Regions from separate parts of the Homo sapiens genome. Here region 2 is linked to region 1. Evidence: read pairs that join two places in POLR2A ChIA-PET (ENCODE). Cell type or tissue: Caco-2. All regions are shown on one strand. Region 1 overlaps SLC4A8 (solute carrier family 4 member 8). Region 2 has its middle 36 kb from the start of SCN8A.

Region 1 (5,000 bases):
GTATTTTTAGTAGAGATGGGGTTTCACCATGTTGGCCAGGCTGGTCTCGAACTCCTGACCTCAAGTGATCCACCTGCCTTGGGCTCCCAAAGTGCTGGGATTATAGGCATGAGCCACTGCAGTCATCCTATTTGTTTTAAAATGTAAGCAAACACTTATGTTCCAACACCCTTTGTTAGATAAAAGGTAGCAAATTATACAGTTTTCTCCATCTTGCTTTTTAAACTTAATATTATATTTTGGAGATTTTTCCATGGTAGTAATAATATATAATTTTAAATGTCTATAAAGCTAATTTAATACATAAAAATCCTAAGTAGATATTAGACTATTTTATTTACTTCCCTAAAAGTTTGTTTATTCCAGTTGGCCTCAAAAACTTTATTTCAATCTTCCCATTGGGAAAATGAATTGCCTTATGTTCAGAGTTGTCTTATTTGGGAGCATAGATGATAACTACAAAATAGTAACTTTGGAACAGTAAGCTGGAAACTTGAGCAGGATCTAGAAGGAAGGTGATATCGTTTGGCTATTTGTCCCCACCAAATATGTTGAAATGTAATCCCCAATGTTGGAGATGGGGTCTGGTGGGAGATGTTTGGGTCATGGAGGCAGATGCCTCATGAATGTCTTGGTGCCATCCTCACAGTAATGAGTGAGTTCTTGCTCTGAGTTCACCCAAGATCTGGTTGTTTAAAAGAGTCTGGGCCCTCCCCTCTCTCTTGCCCCCATCTTGCCATATTATACACCAGCTTCCCTTTTGCCTTCTGCCATGATTGTGAGCTTCCTGACTCTCTTACCAGAAGCAGATGCTAGCACCACACTTCCTGTACAGCCTGCAGAACTGTGAGCCAAGATAAACCTATTTTCTTAATAAATTACCCAGTCTCAGGTATTCCATTATAGCAATGCAAATGGACTAATACAGGAGACGTGGGGATTTAATGTGCTGGAGAGTTTGGGGAAATGGCATGTTAGATGACTAGATGACCTGACAATATGAGCAAAGACATAAAGGTGGGAATGTGCACAGTGCTCTCGGGATCAGTCAGCTTGGCTGGAGTTGCAGGTTTGAGAAGGGAAATAGATTGCCAGGGAAATCAGCTAAGAGTTTTTTTGAAATAATTCAGGGTCTTGTGATTCAGGGTATTGATAGGATAGGTGCCATTATATTCATTCTTTTAAAACGTTTAATTTTTATTTTGAAATTGACAAGTAATATTTAAGTAATATTGTACATATTCATTGGGGTGCATGGTGATGTTTCAATACATGTAATGTATAGTGATCAGATCAGAGTAATTAGCATATCTATCATTTAAAACATTTATTATTTCTTTGTGTTGAGATTACTCAATATCTTCCTTCTAGCTGTTTGAAACTCTATATTATAGTCATCCTACTATAGTATAGAACACTAGAACTTATTCTTCCTATATAGTTGTAATTTTTTATCCTTTAGCAAATCTCTCCCTACACTTCTCCCCCTTGCCTTCCTAGCCTCTAATATTCTCTCTTATACTTCTTACTTCTCTGAGATCAACTTTTTTTAGCTTCCACATATGAGTGAGAACATGCAGTGTTTAACTTTCTGTTCCTGGCTTATTTCACTTAACATAATGTCCTTCAGTTCCATCCATATTGCCACAAATGACAAGATTTCATACTTTTTATGGCTGAATAGTATTCTGCTGTGTATATATGCCATATTTTCTTTATCCATTCATCTGTTGTTGGACACCTAGGATGATTCCATATCTTGGCTATTATGAATAGTGCTGCGATAAACGTGGGGATGCAGATGTCTCTTTAATATAGTGATTTCCTTTCCTTTGGATAAATGCCCAGTAGTGAGATTACTGGATTATATGGTGGTTCTGTTTGTAGTTTTTTGAGGAACCTCCACTGTTCTCCACAGTGGCTGTACTAGTTTATATTCCCACCAACAGTGTATAAGGGTTCTTTCTTCTTCATATCCTTGCCAGCATTTGTTATATTTTGTCTTTTTGATAATAGCCATCCTAACTGGAGTGAGATGATACCTCATTTTGGTTTTGATTTGCATTTCCCTGATGATTAGTGATGTTGAGCATTTTTTCATATATTTGTTGACTATTTGTTTGTCTTTTGAGAATTGTGTATTCATTCTTTTAACAAAGATTTATAGAGCACTGTTATGTGAAAAGTCTGTGCTGGGTGCTAGGATACAGTGGTGAGGAAGATGGACATAGTTCCTTCTTCCTCAAGGAACAGAGGAGACTTTTTTTATTTTTTTTGAGACAGAGTCTCGCTCTGTTGCCCATGCTGGAGTACAATGGTGCGATCTCAGCTCACTGCAACCTCTGCCTCCCAGGTTCAAGTGATTCTCCTGCCTCAGCCTCCTGAGTAGCTGGCACTACAGGCACGCACCACCACACCCAGATAATTTTTTTATTTTTAGTAGAGATGGGGTTTCACCATGTTGGTCAGGCCAGTCTTGAACTCCTGACCTCAGGTGATCACCTGCCTTGGCCTCCCAAAGTGTTGGGATTACAGGTGTGAGCCACCATGCCCGGCCAAGACATTTTATTACTAAGAGAATTGCAGTGTGCTATGAGGGTATATAAATGGTGGACCTAGCTTAGTTTGGAAGTCGGAGTGGGTAATCAGGAAAGGCTTCCAAGTAAGTGTGTTGAGGCTGAGATCAAAGAGATCATCATCTCTTTGATCATCATCAAAGGTGGGGGCAGGTGGTGGGAGTGGCAGGGAGAGAATGGTAGTTCCAGGAAGAGACAGCAGCACTAAGTAAAGAAGGTGGGTGTGGTTCCAGAACTAAAAAAAAAAAGAAAGAAATGCCTAATATGATTTAAAGGGTTGGAGCATGTAGGGAAGAGTGGATGAGAGATGAAAATTAATTTTTTAGAGAAATTGCAAAGGAAGAAAGACTTGGTAAGAAAAGGGAACTAGCTACCTGAAGGCATATGGTAGGCACTCATACATGTGGAATGGATGAATAAGTAACTTTGAAATTTCACCTGTGGGCTAATAAATGATGGTGCCATTGGTAGGAATAAACAAATGAGCACAGGGTGTTAGTTTTGGAAGGAAAGTTAGTTGGGTTTTAGACACATGGTTCTTGAGGTGTGGCATCCTAGTGGCTTATCAATTACTGAACCACAGTTTCAGACTGCAGTTGAAATTGTAAGTCTTAAGTGAGGAAAACAAAGAGTAGAGAGCTCTTTCTTGGAAATTATGGTTAGAGGAAGAAAAAGACTAAGGATGAGACAGAGGAGGCCTGATAAGAGGAGCAGGATGGAAAATTTCAAGGACAGCGTGTGGTAAACAGGCCCAAATGCTGCAAAGAGGCCAAGGAGACCAATCTACACCAAATGGGACAACTTGCTTCACAGCACTTGCAAAATGCCAAAATGTTATACAGAGGTATAGATGGAGTGGGGAGGTGGAAAAGGCATGAGATTTACAGCCACAAGACCTGGGCTCATGACACGTCCTAGTAATCCCAGCTGCTCTGGAGGCTGAGGTAGGAGAATTGTTTGAGCCCAGGAGTTCAAGGCTGCAGTGAGCTATGATTGTATCACTGCAATATAGCCTGGGTGACCCATTCTCTCTCTGTTTTTTTTTTTTTTTAAAAGACCTAGGCTCAGTCCTAGCTCCGCCTTTTATGACATTTGTGACCCTGGGCCATCATTACTTAATGTTCTCTGAGTGTCAGTCTGCTCATTTATAAAATGAGAAAGATAATGGCTACCATATTTGCATCTAAAAGGTATTGTGAAGTTCACATGTAAAAATACAGGTAAACAATTGTGTTTCCCCCGTAAGTATCTCAAAAGGATCTGGCATACACAAGGTTTGTATATTTGAACGAGGTATGTGTATTACTGTGACTACTTATTTGTGTTTAAACAGAGACCAGATGAAGAAGCTGTGGTGGATCAGGGTGGGACCAGTACAATTCTCAACATTCACTATGAAAAAGAAGAGCTGGAAGGTAAGAACTGCCATGCTGTGTGATCAGGGAAATTGGTGAGGGGCAGCCTGGTGTGGGAAGACCTGGCTCTGTGTCCTAACTCTCTCACTAGCTGTCAGACCTTGGGGAAAATCACTTGATTTCCTTTAGCCTCACTTTCCTCATCTGGTAAATAAAAGTGGGGATACTAATACTTGTCCTACCTTACAGGGATATCATTAGGATCTAATTGCCTACATGGGAGATAGTGCTTTGAACACGGTGAAGTCCAATATAAATATTAACAAGTAACCTGTTCTTTGAGAATGTGATGTACTCAGTTCAGTGCGTTAATTCTTGACAACTGCCTGGAAATACAAATAAATACAAAACTTAAAGAGAAAATAAAATACAAATAGTTTTAAAAACTCATTTTGGCTACAAAACCCTATTTTTACCCCATTTCCAATATTTACTGTTTCTATTCTATTTATACCCATTTCTGCCTGGTGGTTTCATCTAAACAAGAGGGAAAACAGGAACACACCTGTGACATACTCTTGAGTTCATAACATCAAAGTTATATAAAAGCCCAGCTGAAGGGGAAAGGAAAGAAGAGGCATTTTGGATGACCCACTCTGTCCAGTTTACCTTATTTCAGCTCTTCCTTTCTCTGCACCTCACCCCCAGCTCCCCACATAACCGTTATGTGGTGTCCTGCTTTCCTTTTTCCCCTGGGGACTAGTTGGTGTGTTAGGAGTTGGACCCACACCTGGCCATGGTTTTCTAATTAGTGTTGATGCTCAGTTTCATTAGAGGAAGGCTCATGTCCAGTATCCAATATAGCTTTAATGAGAAGCCACATTTGGCTCAAAAGCCTTTGTGAAATCTCTGCAGCATCCCCTGCAATGTTGAAGGCTATGATACAGCAACTTTCTGATGCCTGAGACAGCATGTGAAATGTTCTCTCTGTACTGCCTGTTCCCGTGACAGTTTTTTCATCAAAGTTGTACAACCTCCAGAGAAAACTTGTCCTTTTGATGGGGAGAAC
Region 2 (5,000 bases), 120 kb after region 1:
CTACAGTAAAATTTTTAAAATTGGAGTCAATCCTCTCAAACACTGCCAATACTTTATCAACTTAAGTTTATGGGATATTCTAAACCCTTTATTGTCATTTCAACAATGTTCACAGCATCTTCACCAGGAGTAGATTCCATCTCAACAAACCACTTTCTTTGCTCATCCATCCTAAGTAGCAACTCCTCATTTGTTCAGTTTTTATCATGAAATTGCAGCAATTCAGTCACGTTTTCAGGCTTTACTTCTAATTCTAGTTTCCTTGCCATATTCACCACATCTGCAATTTCTTCCTCCATTAACATCTTGAACCTCTCAAAGTCATCCATGAGGGTTAGAATTTACTTCTTTCAAACTCCTGTTGATGTTGGTATTTTGACCTCCTTCCACGGATGACAGATGTTCTTAATGGCTTCTAGAATAGTGAATGCTTTCCAGAAGGTTTTCAATTTATGTTGCTCAAATCAATCAGAGGAATCAGTATCTATGGCAGCCATAGTCTTACAAAATGCATTTCCTAAATAATAAGACTTGAAGGTTGAAATTGCTCCTTGATTCATGGGCTCCAAAATGGATGTTGTGTTAGCTGGCATGAAAACAACATGAATCTCCTTGTACATCTCCATCAGAGCTCTTGGGTGACCACATGTATTGTGAATAAGCAGTAATATTTTGAAAATAATCTTTTTTTTTCTGAGCAGTAGGTCTCAACAGTGGGCTTAAAATATTTAGTAAACCATGCTGTCAACAGATGTGCTGTCATCCAGGCTTTGTTATCCCATGTATAGAGCATAGCCAGAGTAGATTTAGCATCATTCTTAAGGAGCCTGGGATTTTCAGAATGGCCAATGAGCACTGGCTTAAACTCAGAGTCACCAGCTACATTAGCCCCTGGCAAGAGAGTCAGCCTGTCTTTTGAAGCTTTGAAGCCAGGCATTGTCTTCTCCTCTCTAGCTGTGACAATCCTAGATGGCATCTTCTTCCAATAGAAAGCTGGTTCTTTACACTGAAGACCTGTTGTTTAGTGTGGCCATCTTCATCAATGATCTTGGCTGGATCTTCTGGATAACTTGCTACAGCCTCTTTATCAGGACTTGCTGCTTCTCCTTGTACTTCTATGTTCTGGAGATGGTTTCTTTCCTTAAACCTCATGAGTTTAAGGAAACTGTGCTAGCTTCCAACTTTTCTCCTGCAGGTTCCTCACCTCTCTCAGCTTTCATAGAATTGAAGAGAGTTATTGCCTTGCTCTGGATTGGGCTTTGGCTTAAGAAAATGTTGTGGCTGGTTTGATCTTCTATCCAAACCACTGATACTTTCTCCATATCAGCAATAAGTCTGTTTAGCTTTCTTAACATTCATTTGTTCACTGGAGTAGCACTTTTAATTTCCTTCAATGACTTTTTTGTTGCATTCACAACTTGGCTAACTGGTGAAAAAGGCTTAGATTTCAGCCTGACTCAGCTTTTGACATGCCTTCCTCACTTAGCTCAATTATCTCTAGCTTTTGATTTAAAGTGAGAGACGTTCAAGTGAAAGGAATGTTTTTTCTTTCACTTGAACACTTAGAGGACATTGTAGGACTATCAGCTGGACTAATTTCAGTATTGTTGTGTCTCAGGAAATAGGGAGGCCTGAGGAAAGGGAGAGAGATGGGGGAACAGCCGGTCACTGGAGCAGCCAGGGCATACAATATTTATGGATTAAGTTCGCCATCTTATCTACGTGCAGGTCCTGGTGCCCAAAACAATGACAATAGTGACATCAAAGATCACTGATCACAGATCACCATAACAGATATAATAATAATGAAAAAGTATGAGAATTGGGAGCATTGCTAAAATGTGACACCAAGACACACAGTGAGCACATGCTTTTGGGAAAATGGCATCAGTAGACTTGCTTGATGCAGGGCTGCCGCAAACCTTTGATTTGTGAAAAACATGATATCTGCAAAGCACAAGAATAGGAAGGATGTCTGTATGTAATGCTCTATTGTAAATGACCATATAGCCATTTGATTCTCACAGAATGCTTTTGTTGATATTTTTCCTGAAATCTGTATCCATAACTAACCTATAGTTGCAACTGACAAATGAGTACAGTTCTGATGTGAATGTTGGTTGATTTTTTTTTACATTAATAAATAAAATCAAAGTGGAAGAGAAAAGACATATTGGAACTTCACTCACTTGTCAACGACATGAGTGACTTTGCTGAATTGATTAACAGTTTTCTAATTCTAGAAGACTATTTCTTCAGCGTTTTTGTGTTATGCAAAATGGAACAGCTATAGACATGACAGACTTTTAAGTTTAATCTATAGACATTACACACTTTCAAGTTTAATCTGTAATGTTAATAATAAAGATTATCTTTAAAAATCTGTATTATTAACATTTTCCTACCACTTTCTTAACTCTAGCTAATCCACACTATGCCAAACCAAGCTGTAATTTGTAACATGTGCCAATTGCTACATTGTAAATACTCTTATCTTGGCCAATTTCAAGCTAGGATTGTGACCTTATTGGATGTGGAGTTGGGAAGAGATGTTCAGCAGCACAGTGATATATCATGTTTCTACCATGTAGATGGAAGAGGTGTAAGTCAACTTAGGAGCACAGACAATAGTCAAAGGTAGTAATAATAACTAAGAAATGATACACTTTGAATATTTATTACCTTGTTTTAAATACAACTTACTTAATTGTAAGTTTACATCATTTAATTTTTAGTAGTGGCTGTGTTTAACAAATGCTCACAGGCCGGGTGTGGTGGCTCACACCTGTAATCCCAGCATTTTGGGAGGCTGAGACAGGAGAATCACTTGAACCCGCGAGGTGGAGGTTGCAGTGAGCTGAGATCATACCACTGCACTCCAGCCTGAGTGATAGAGCAAGACTCTGTCTTGGGAAAAAAAAAAAAAAACCCTCACAAAATTCCTGAAATTTTAACTATCAGGTCTTGCAAGCCTTTATAAGTCAGCTCCAGCATACCTCTGCTTTGGAGTCAGACAACTTTAGGTTTAAATTTAACTTTACCAGTTCCTTGCTCTCCAACCATGGACAATATAAGTAGCCTCTTCAAGCCTCATTATTTCTGTAATAAGGCTAATAACACCTGCATCATAGAGTTGAGTGAAGATGAAACAAGATAAACTTTGTGACATGCCAAAATCAATGCAAAGTAGGAACCCAATATTAAATTCCTTCCCCACTCTCTGGTCTTTTTCTTGTCTCATCCATCCTGAATACTGCTTATTAAACAGAGATAATGACATGTCATTCCTCTGACTTACAGTGGTCTTAAGCACACACTGCAGTTTGCTATCAAAGTCCACATCTCACCAATCTCATTTTTTCATTTCTCCCCAGGAGGTTGTCTATGCCCCAATCACAGATCTGATGGTGTCTCCCACATAGTCCCCATAGTCCCTGGGGATCCCATCTCTACACCTTTGCTCATGGTGTTCCTTCCCATTGACTTCTTTGTAACATCTGTGCCACTTTCTTCCTTCCTCATCCAAACATACCTCCATGAGATTCCTCTTGTTAGTCCCATCTCATAATAGTATCTGACCTGTATTGAGCGCTGGGGATGTGCCAGGGGCTGTGCTAAGTGCTTTATCTGCATTATCCCAATTGGTTATTCCCATTTAAGGGTGACACAGAGGCACAGTGAGAGTACATAACTTGCCCAAGGTCATACACCTAAGTGGACAGTACAACTGGGATTCCAACACAGGTAAGTCTGACTCTAGAAGCTGGGCTCTTAGACATCATATCCGACTTGTTGCCTGAATAACTACCTTTTAAATAAATTACCTCTGTTTGGGCCGAGTGCGGTGGCTCATGCCTATAATCACAGCACTTTGGGAGGCTGAGGTGGGTGGATCACCTGAGGTCAGGAGTTTGAAACAAGCCTGACCAACATGGTGAAACCCCGTCTCTACTAAAAAATACAAAAGTGGCTGGGCGTGGTGGCACGTGCCTGTAATCCCAGCTGCTTGTGGGGCTGACGCAGAATTGCTTGAATCCAGGAGGCGGAGGTTGCAGTGAGCCGAGATCACGCCATTACACTCCAGCCTGGGCAACAAGAGCAAAACAGTGTCTCAGAAAAAAAGAAATTACCTCTGTTTAATGTTAATATATTTTGCTCCTGGCTTTTTTTCATGTCTATGTTTATATGTTTTATTGCATACCACCTTCTTGAGGGTGGAGGTATTCATTTATCAAATATTTGTAAAGTGCCTTCCCTATGTAACAGGTACTATACTAGGCATTGGGGAGAGGGCCAGTCCTTGGTTAAATAAGTTACAAAACACCCATAGAGTGGAATACTATGCAGCTATAACAAAGAATAAGGAGGCTGTTTATATATGAACATGGAAAGATTTCTAAGCTGTATTGTTAAATGAATATGAGTAAGGCCCAGAAGACATTGTATACTATGCCACCTTTTGTATAAAATATGAGAGACGGTTGAGTTGTGTGTGTGTGGCCAGCCATGGTGGTTCACGCCTTTAATCCCAGCACTTTGGGAGGCCAAGGCAGGCAGATCACGAAGTCGGGAGATGGAGACCATCCTGCCCAACATGGTGAAACCCCGTCTCTACTAAAAATACAAAAATTAGCTGGGCATGGTGGCGCATGCCTATAATCCCAGCTACTTGGGAGGTTGAGGCAGGAGAATCACTTGAACCTGGGAGGTGGAGGTTGCCATGAGCCAAGATCATGCCACTGCACTCTAGCCTGGTGACAGAGCAAGACTCTGTCTCAAAACAACAACAACAACAAAAAAAACAGAATTTTGTGTGTATGTATGTGTGTGTACTTGTTTAAAACAAAAAGACCCAGTCCTTATTATTATGTCCACATCCACGATGTTAGTGAATGACCGCGTGGAGCAAAGCCACTTCACACCCGTTCCTCCTGCTGCCCTGCGTGTTTATATGGGAAATAAAATTCTATTATGTTTAGCTACTGAGATTACAGTGTTTA

The links. ChIA-PET counts read pairs that join two places held together with the same protein. Peaks named below come from ENCODE experiments on the same cell type or tissue, not always from the same donor. Only the 100,000 strongest peaks of a DNase experiment are listed, where the experiment ranks them.
Region 2: POLR2A ChIA-PET joins it to region 1 with 5 read pairs; 3 of 35 experiments call an interaction of 5 or more read pairs at or near these places.

What each region holds. Positions count from the first base shown.
Region 1 is chr12:51,436,799-51,441,798 of GRCh38, forward strand. SLC4A8 (solute carrier family 4 member 8) reads left to right here. Exons shown (of 25, transcript NM_001039960.3): 2 at 3,910-3,991. Among named protein-coding and RNA genes, the nearest start is that of SLC4A8-AS1, 14 kb to the left of the region's middle. In Caco-2, no CTCF peak of the experiment used is centred here; a DNase peak (open chromatin) is centred at 2,713.
Region 2 is chr12:51,553,093-51,558,092 of GRCh38, forward strand. No RefSeq gene overlaps it. Among named protein-coding and RNA genes, the nearest start is that of SCN8A, 36 kb to the right of the region's middle. In Caco-2, no CTCF peak of the experiment used is centred here; no DNase peak of the experiment used is centred here.